Linked DNA regions of Homo sapiens: region 1 is linked to region 2. A link is a contact called in ENCODE Hi-C or POLR2A ChIA-PET data. All regions are on one chromosome and are shown on one strand. Each heading gives the region's core, a stretch centred on a gene start or an enhancer-like site at or near the end of the contact. The rest is flanking DNA. Distances are from core to core; before and after follow the strand shown.

Evidence for each region. A loop is a pair of places that touch in the nucleus more often than their neighbours do. ChIA-PET counts read pairs that join two places held with the same protein, here RNA polymerase II (POLR2A). Pooled maps may share reads with other maps.
Region 1: a loop to region 2 is called in a map with no recorded cell type, with 11 times the contacts of the local background. The contact joins the promoter of VIM here to the enhancer-like site in region 2. A Hi-C loop is called at or near these places in 1 of 37 single-sample maps with no recorded cell type and 6 of 50 pooled maps. POLR2A ChIA-PET finds 5 or more read pairs at or near these places in 1 of 52 experiments (activated B cell).

The regions. Positions count from the first base shown.
Region 1 is chr10:17,224,892-17,229,490 of GRCh38, reverse strand. It overlaps VIM (vimentin), which reads right to left and starts at 1,250. Exons shown (of 10, transcript NM_003380.5): 1 at 967-1,250; 2 at 1-215. The coding sequence starts at 68. VIM-AS1 (VIM antisense RNA 1) reads left to right here. Exons shown (of 3, transcript NR_108061.1): 1 at 1-146. RefSeq lists a silencer at 2,557-2,771.
Region 2 is chr10:14,604,958-14,610,093 of GRCh38, reverse strand. All of the region lies in intron 2 of FAM107B (family with sequence similarity 107 member B), which reads left to right. Among named protein-coding and RNA genes, the nearest start is that of FAM107B, 170 kb to the left of the region's middle. RefSeq lists an enhancer at 1,313-1,362. Within about 2 kb of position 1,418, at least 8 of the 41 ENCODE cell types and tissues checked have a DNase peak (open chromatin) inside an H3K27ac peak, as active enhancers do.

The sequences.
Region 1 (4,599 bases), core at 1-2,500, 2.6 Mb before region 2:
CGGCTCGCGGTGCCCGGGCCGCCGAACATCCTGCGGTAGGAGGACGAGGACACGGACCTGGTGGACATGGCTGCGGAGGGTGGCGATGGCCTGGGCGGCGGCGGTGGCGCGGACTGGCTCCCGGAGAAGAGGCGAACGAGGGCGCGGTGGGTGTGGGTGGTGGGAGCGCGGCTGCGTCTCTGGCGCGGGGACCTCGGAGCGAGAGTGGCAGAGGACTGGACCCCGCCGAGGGCGCTGTTTTTATAACCCCGTTAGGAAAGAGGGTCCCCTCCCACTGCCATCCCAGCCGCGGAGCGCGCCAGCCAATAGGGACCTAGCGAGAAGCGGGGAGGGTGGGCGGGTGGGGTGGGGGCGCCCTCGAGCCTTCCTGCTCCGGGGCCTGGGACTGGGCATGGTCCCGTTACTTCAGCGCTGGGCTGGGACTTTTGGGGGCTTTCCGGATGATAGTCTGAGCTGGGCTCACCCTGGGGTGCTGAAAAAGGCGGGGTCGCGCGGTGAGGGGGGGGTCCGCCTGGGACTGAACCAGAGGGGTCCGGTGGCACCACGCCAAAGGGGCGTGGGAGGAGGTGCGCGGCGGTCTCGGGGCTGCGGTCAGGCGGGGAGACCCGCGGGCAAAGGAGCGGGAAGAGGAAAGAGTAAGGAATCCCTCAGATCTGAAGTCGCGGAGAAAGAAACAAAGAGCGCCTGAGATTGGAACGCGGGGTGGGGGCGCGCACAGCGCAGGAACGCAGGGCTCAGGCCTCGCCGCAGCCTCGCGCGCCGCCCGCTTGGAAAGGGGGGCTGCTCCGGCCCGCGCCTCTGTCCATCGACTTGCCTTGGCGGAGAGATGTTGGGGGGAGGGGAGGTTCTGTCGAGGGACCTAACGGGCTCAGTCCAGCTTCGGACGGCGGGAGTTGCGAGACGGCGGTGGCAGAGGAAAGCCCGAGGGAGAGGGGTGGGGTCGCTTAGTCACCGGCGGTGACTCACCGCGCCCTGCTGTCCCGCCGATTGAGGGCTCCTAGCGGTTTAGGGGAAACCGTTAGACCAGATTGATTCAAGTCTCAGCGGGCTCCGCGCGCGCTGCTAGTTCTCAGTGCTACCAACTTACAGCTGGGCCATCGCCTTGCTGTGTGCGGTCGGGCCCTGTGGGGGACAAGAGCGCCCCTAAGTTTTTAATAACTCGCTAAAGCCTGTCTTTGCTCGAATGTGCGGACTTTTTGTTAGCAAGAAACTTCTGCAGCCTTTGGAGAGGCGCCATACGTGGGCCTCCCAGATCACGATTGCACCGGGAAGGTTTTTCTTGCAGAGTCCCCGCCCCCGTCCCTCTGGTCTCCTCTCGCTCTTCCCCCTCCCCCCATGAAACCACACCCAACTTTTTAAACAAGATCTGAAAATTCTGGGTGAAAGAGGAAACTCGACGTCCGTAGTTTCAAAATAGAACTCAGTGATCAGTGGTTTTTACCCTGGTGGAAGTCATTAAAGGTATAATATGAGCCAGTTAAAGAATTAATTAGGTGTTGCTTAAAAACCCCAATTTGATTAATGAGTTCAAATGAAAGGCAATTATGTAACACAAATGACAGAATCTTTGGCGGCAATAGATTTATGTGTTAATTTTAGGACAGCAATGCACAGTACAGGGTTCACGGTGATTTGTCTGGGAAATGCCATAGGTCCTGTTTTCCAAAAGAATTCGTGCAATTGACCTTGGGGTGAGGGGGATAAAACTGTCTACGCAGCAAAAAACTTCGTGTCCAAGACATGGAGGGAGTGTTCAGATTCGGTCACCTTAACCTTTCTAGGGAAATCACTCAATTCAAGGGCTGTTGTTTCAATATTAGTAACGAGCAGAGCTGAGTACTTACCCGCCAAGGGAGATAAAAGGAGACTATGTAAATCAGTCTTCTCGTGATTTAGTAGCAATTGAAAAGGCACAGGTTTTTTTGAGTATTTAGATTTATGGTGTACTGAAAGGATTAACTGCAGAACCACTGTAAAATTGATTCTGCAGTGGATAGGAGAAAAAAAAGTATTTCTCTCTTTTTTTTTGGTGGCGGCAGGGGGTACTGCAGGTTACTTGGTATTTAAGAAACATAATTTAGAGGTAAATGAAGAGCGTATTCTGACTTCTTTGGACAAGCCTCTTTTAGGCAATATTTTGTTTACCTTATCCCAGTTCGTTCTTGCAAATGGTGCTTGCCAAGGTGGAATTACAGGACTCTCTACTGCCCAGCTCGCCTGCTGGGGCTTTCTTTTATTCTCTCTTTCACTGGGAGGCTGCAGGTCATTCCCCAAGAGCATTCCTGGGGCTGGGTGCCCTGGAGGACAAGCCTATGCTCTGAGTTACATCTTGCTTTCTGAGAGCCCTTTATTCAAGCCACTGCTCAGCAAATGCCACCATTGTGAGTGTGCCTGGAACCCTTAGAATGAGAAAAGTGATCTCCCTATGGGAGGAAGAGAGTGTGGAACTCACTTCTACGTGCAGTGCCGATCCCAGGGCAATGCGACGCTTGCTGACTGACTCACTATGGAAAAGGAGGACAAGGCATTGGCGAGGTGTGGCACTGTGCCCTGCTGGTGCCCATAGCCGATTCCTCAGGGCTGCGGTGATGTCTCCTGGAATGGGCACTGGTCCTCTTCATCATCTCAGGGATAGGTAGCTCCTCCTTCCAACCTGTCCCCATTCTGAAGTCTCTGGGCTGTGATAGGCTGCTCTCTTGTCACAGACATATGTTTGTTTGATGCATATAGAATGTATAAAAGTGTAGGTGTTCTGTAGTCCCAGCACTTTGGGAGGCCAAAGCAGGAGGATTGCTTGAGATCAGGAGTTTGAGACCAGCTTAGGCAACATATATATATGAAACCAAAAAAAGCCAGGCGTGATGGTGCACACCTGTGGTCCCAGCTACTTGGGAGACTAAGGCAGGGGGATTGCTTGAGCCTGGGAAATTGAGGCTGCAGTAGGCTGTGCACACCACTGCACTCCACCCTGTGCAACAGAGTGAGAACCTGTCTCAAAATAAAGTATATGTATGTACTACACACACATATACATACGCACATATACAGCGTTCAATGTGTTTTTCCTATTAGAAAATGCCATTGTTTTTGGTGGGCTGCAAGAGAAGTGAAAGTTGCAGAAACACTTTCATTCATTCATGTAGAATTCATGAGACTTAAGAATTCATTTCATTCTGAGATAAGATATACAGTGCCTCAATCAATGGGTGATAGTTTTCAGTCAGGGAGATCAATGAATCTGAACTCACATCCTTGAGTGAGACAACTCAGCCTGCTCTCTATGCTACTGTGTTCTTAGGTATCTTTTGGGTACACAGACATAGCTTTCCCGGGTTTTGTGTTTATTTTTTAATTGCTATGAAAACCTATCTGAGAAGTATTTTCAAGTGCTGGACTGGGAAGCTGCTTTCAACACAGCATGATGCAAGTTGCATATAAATAAAGACGTGGTGGTATAATTCATAGGCCAGGCATAAACACTACCACATCTAAATTACCAACAGTGATTTTGGAATTTGCAAGCTGTCATGATGTCAGTTGAATTGGGTGACTTAAACTGACGGACCAGCCAGCCGTGTGGACAGAAGCTTAGTGGCCTATGGAGGCTTTGGGAAAGCTGGCTAGCCATGCCAAGAGAACAGCATCTAGCAGGACTGTTTGGATGGAATGTTAGAAAGAAGAAGGAGGGTACACTGAGAGCATGAAAACCATAGCAAAACCTAAAATCCATGGAAATACAGGTAATAATAATAAATAGTATAATAGGTAATGTCGATGCCAACTGAATGACAGACACTGTGTATATATTTAATTTAACTTGATGCACTCACACCCTCCTGCAAGATAGACTTGATCATCCATTTCACTAATGAGGAGCCTAAGATGCAGGCTAGCAATTTTCTTGTGGTTGTATGACTAGCAGGGGTGGGAAGAAGGGGACAAGAATTTGAATCGAGGCCTTTCTGACTCTAAATGCACTTCTCTTTTCTGTTTGCCTTGATAACAAAATTTTGCTTACTATCAACCAGTTCAATTCACAAATATTAAGTGCTGGACTTATCATTTAGGGACCTACTGTGTTCCAGGAACTGAAGAGATGGGATGATTAACACAGATCTTGCTGCGAAGGGGCATATTTTTAGAGGAATTTGGCAGACAGCTATAACACCATGTTTACGATGTAAAATGATGTAAAAAACAAAATCAAATGACGTAACAGTGATCATACTATGTAAGAAGGGAGATTTGTTTTCACCTGCATTCTAAAACATTACTTTCATTAGTGAGTTAAAAATTTTCATTTAGATTCCATTTTGCCTCTTAGGAGGAATCACATTCAAGACTGGGTTTAGCTCGTCTCACGCCCTAAAGCCCATGAACCACCATCGCTTCCCCTGCCAGCTTCCCTGTCTATTCAGGGCAATACAGCAAAACAACAAGATTGGAAACTTTCATCATTGCCACTTCCTAACTAACTCTTCCATCTCAGATCCAATGGGTATCATGCCCCGCTCTTCCTGGATCCACTCCTCTGTTACGTTGCTGTCACTCAGATCCAAGCCATTTCATACCTCCTTCCTGCAATACTGCAATTGGCTT
Region 2 (5,136 bases), core at 169-2,668:
GGAATTACAGGCGTGAGCCACCGTGCCCGGCCTAGATGCCATATTCTTAACTTCGTTTTCCTTTCCCTATTGTTTTCAGTATTCAGGTCATCAGGGGTCAATGAAGACTTGGTAACCACTGAACGGACCATGTGGGAATTCGGTTATTACTCAATAAGAATTCCTTCTTAGGCCTGGTTCCTGGTTTACTGCTGAGCTCTGCATGTGATACCTCTCCAAGGTTTCCACCTTCTGCCTGCCCTCACATTCTATGTTTATATTAAAGAGCATCTGTCTGTTTGCCTGTCCTTCCATCTGTCATAGAATTCTAAGATAGCCTCCACAATTCCTGGCCTCTGGTATACACACAACTTCTCCAGTTATTCAGTCATACCCTAATCTAGCTATTGCTGTGATGGGATTTTGCAGATGTAAGGAAGGTCTCAAGTCAGTTACCTGTCAAGATAGGAAGATGATCTGGGTGTGCCTGACCTAATCACATGAGCACTTTAAGTCTGAGTCTAGAGCCCTAGATGGCCAAGTCAGAGATTGGAAGCATAGAAGGATTTGCTGAGACACTGCTGACTGGAAGATGGGGAGGGCCACATGATGAGGTTTCTGGGCAGCCTTTAGCCTTTAGCAGCTGAGAGTAGCTCTCAGCTGACAGCCAGCAAAGAAACTGGGTCCTCAGTCCTATAACCACAAAGAACTGAATTCTGCCAGCAATCTGAATGACCTTAGAAGAGGACCTTGAGCTCCAGACAAGATGAACTATGAGCCCTGCCAAGATCTTGATTTTGGCTTTGGGAGGCCTTCAGCATAGACCCCAGTCATGCCATTTCTGGACTAAAAAAAGGACGAGTCAATATGTGGGTGTTATAAGCCACTAAGTCTATGGTAAGATGTTATGCAGCAATAGGTATCTAAAACACTGATTTAGAACCCAATGCACCTTAGTTGCATTATAGTCCCAAAGCGTTTGTTGTTTTTTCTTTCCCCCATCTTTTTCTTATTTAAACCAAAAACAAATAAGCAGAAATTAACTATTTTCTTTGACCTATCAATTGAGGCCATGAGGCCAATACCAATGTATTGTATCTGTCTTTGTGGGTTTTATGTTGAATACCAAAGTGCTTTTGTCTTATCATCAGAAAGATTTCCCTTGAGACTATTGTTAGCACCTGTTACTTTGCCCTCCATTCTGTAGTTCCTCATGTCTGATTCAGAGGAAGATTATTTGCAAGGATGGTCACAAGAATTCCTCCTCTCCTAGTACAGCACTCAAGCCCTGTTGCAATATGACTACTGCTTCTACCATCAAGGGGGGTCTCTTTCTCCAAATCTTGGATTTGGGCTGACCTTGTGACATTTTTAATGGTAGAATGTACAGACTTCTATCATTCTTCTAGACCCATAACGCTAGAGCTCCAGGGGCCTTACCACTTCCTCTTTCGCCCTCCTGGACGGGGCTGTTGTGTGAGGAAGTCCTATCTAGCCTGCTGAGAGGCCATACAAGTGGATCTGAGATGCCTGAGCTGACAGCTGCCATCAACTTCTGGACTTTGAGACCACCCAGGGCAAGCCAGTCCCTGGCCAACCTCCCAGTTGACTGCAAACACATGACAGAGCCAAGCTAATGCCACATGGGGCAGAAATAAGATATCGCAGCTGAGCCTTGTCCAAATTGCCAACCCACAGTATTGTGAGCAAAGCATGTGTTTTTATTTTAAGCCACTAAAGTTTTGAGGCGATGTGTTATACAGTCATAGATAATTGACACAGAATGAGAGAGCGTGGCTTAAAAATAGGATTTTAAAATTAAGATTTTATTTCTTTTTGAATGGATTACGATTCAAATGTCCACGTACACAGTGCAAAATTTAAGATACAAAAGAGTATACATGTCAAAACAAATTTCCCTCCTTGAGGGCATTGTTAAGTTTTTCTCATCTCTTTGGAGCTCTTCAGCATGGTGGTTTGGGTGTAAAGTAACAATTTTAAGATTACGCATGAACAAAATGACCAAAGTAGACAATAAAAAAGCAACACGTCTTATTCCAGATTGATTTGCTTTGTATCATTTTACGTCCCCAAATAGTCATTTCTGCTTTGTTCGATTTTCCTTAGGGATGAATTTGCAAGATCTCCAGATGTCCAAGCTAAAGGATGAGGTCATAGTGGAGTATATGGGTGACCCTGTAGGTTGCTGCTCTGAAATGGAAAATTATTATGTATGTTTTCCAGTAATGCAAGATCAGAGAATCTATCACCAGTGATGGGTTAAATGACTCAGAAACCATTCAGCGGAGTGTTCCCTTTGTAATGTAAGGGAAATCAGTATTTGTATTGAAAGCAAATCAGTAAAGACCCTCTAAGCCACCTGATAAACTGTGTCAGCCCCAGAACAAAATCTTAAATACAGCCCAGCAGGCTATTTAGGCCACTAGTTCCCTTGACTTTTTCCAGAGTCCTGTCTACATTCAGAATGTGAAATCTACAGTATATCAGACTCGGGCTGAGGGTCTGGTGTTGCCTGTTATAACCCTGGGAAGTACGAGGCTTATTCATTCAACAAGCATCTATCACCCACAGAGTGATATGTTGCAGACACTGTGGTGGATGGTATGGATACAAATGGAAATATCACCATAGCTCATAACCTTTGAGTTTTTATTTCCTGGGATCCCCCCACAGTGGCTCCAGGGGTCCCAAACCAAATTGGATACTTGATCTTACCTGAATTAAAATCCCACTAAGATTCCCTAGGGATGTGAGATATTCAGCCTAAAAGAGCAGATTTAATATATTGATACTGGCCTCCTGTCTTTTATTTGAATTAATAAATTCAAAGTAAATATTTGCTCTTATTTGTTTTTGGTTTAAAAGAAATTATGGTACCTGGTGCAAAAGGTAGCATCGTGACTTTGAGCCTGTAGGCATTTATACCCCAGAGTATGGAACGAGCCTTTGTTTCTATTTCTCTCACGGGGCAGGGAAAAGACCGTGGTCACTTATCACATTCACACACTCTGCCTGTGGCCTTGCATCACAGATGTTTGTCCAGGCTACTTTGTATGGAGAAGTCAGGCTCACTGCTGGGATGGGATTTAGAATCTTGAATCCAATGCATCTTTGGTTAGAATCTCGAATCCAGTGCATGCTTTTTCTATTCATCTGATGGGGCTGCTGTAACAGAATACCCTAGACTGAGTGGCTTAAACAAGACATTTCATTTTCCCACAGTTCTGAAGGCTGGAAGTCCAAGATCAAGATGGCAGTAGGGTTGGTTTCTGGTGAGGCCTCTCTTTCTGGCTTGCAGTTGGCGGCCTTTTCATTGTGTCTTCATGTGGCCTCTTCTCTGTGTTTGGGCAGAGAAAGAGAGAGTGGGGAAAGGGACAGAGGGGAAGGAGGGAGGGAGAGAGGAAGAGAGAAGGAAGGAGGGATCTGGTGTCTCTGCCTCCTTATATAAGGCCACCAGACCTATGAGCTTAGGGTCCCACCCTTATGACCTTGTTTAACCTTAATTACCTCCCTATAGGTCCTGTCTCCAAATACAGTCACATTGGAGGTTAGGGCTTCAACATATGAATTATAGGGGTATGTGGTACACAGTTTAGTCCATAACACTTCCCATATGCCAGATATTACATTAGGCAAGAGGGTATAAAGATATGTATATATGTCAAGCATCAACTCTGGGCTCACAGAGGCACATATTTACGATACAGTGCAATAACGCCAATACCATGTCGGGTATGGGAGGGGCAGAAAAGATCCATTTAGTGTGAGCAGGTCAGGAAAGGGTTTCCAGAGAAGACTGATTCTCAGAGAGGAGAGGAGCTCTTGGGGATTGGTGAAGGTCTGCTAGGCAGAGGGGAAGCCCGTGGAAGAGCATGACAAGGCCATATATTCATTATTTCATCCAGTCTTCATCACAGAGCAGGGCCACTTAGCAAATACGGCACTCTGGCTGAGTGGAGCCTTGGATGTTTGCTGGGGAGCTTCGACTTGATCATGTAGCAGGAAGCAGGCATCCACTAAAGTGTTTCAAGCAGAGGAGGAAACTGAGCATCTTGCACCTGGAAAGTTCACTTGCACCCCAGAAAGTTGAGAGGAAAAGCATGTGTTAGACCAGAGGCTGGGGCCAGTTAGGAAACCCCTGCCACCATATTGTGACTGAGCCCAAAGGCAACAGTGGCGGTGCCAGCAGAGGGGGAGGGAGATAGCCAGGAATTGTGCACACTGCACAAACCTTGGAGTTGATGCCAATGTGGGGAGGGAGAGAGTTTAGGCTGGATCCTAGGTTTTGGTTTGGTGACTGGTGGAGCCATTGTTAAGAACAGAAACACAACTCAAGGACGAGAGAGAAGGAAGAATCATAGGAAACACCATGTATAAAGTTCATGGAATTCAGCTTCCTCAGCTGGGAAGGAGTTTCTTTAAGTTCTCTGGCAGGGATTCCACCCCTCAGTGGGTTCCAGGGACCCAGGGATGGCCAGACCCTTACTTGGCTGGCAGGCTGTGGCTTAGAGCATGGTGTGTGATAGGTATCTTTGGAATAAGTAATTTGTTTACCAAAATCCGTAACTGATGTGACTTTTCAGTATGACTATGACCCAAACTGTCTTAGTCAGAAAAATTTCCCCATAAATAAGCCCTTAGTCATCTGTTGCCAAGACAGTTAAAAAGCTTTTGATCTAAAATCCACGAACCTGTTGTCCTTTTTGCTACGCTGAAACCGATAACTGTTTCAGTCCCTGATTTTGTACCTGCTGTGATTCAAGTAGATTGTAATCTCAGAGCCTTAGGGTTGGCCAGAAAAGCACTTGTAAGAGAGCTGAAGAAAAGGAGATCAGAGAGCAAAGAGGCGGAATAAACCCTTTCTTTCTTGCATATTTAAATTTCCAATTACCCTTTGATGAAGGGAGGGGAGGAAAATGGGTGAATCTCCAGGTCACCGGGTTTTGGGTCCTGGCTTGACCGTAAATTTGTACAATTACAACAAATGTCTCCTTTTCCTCCCTGATTCTGTCTGCGTTTTCTTCCAAGAGGAACTGGCAGGATTTCTATGGGGACGGCCTCTTAGCATCGCAGACTTGCCGGGGAGACGGAGCCCGGACACCCAGGAGCGAGACGCTCTTGGGTACTTTGTGTGTG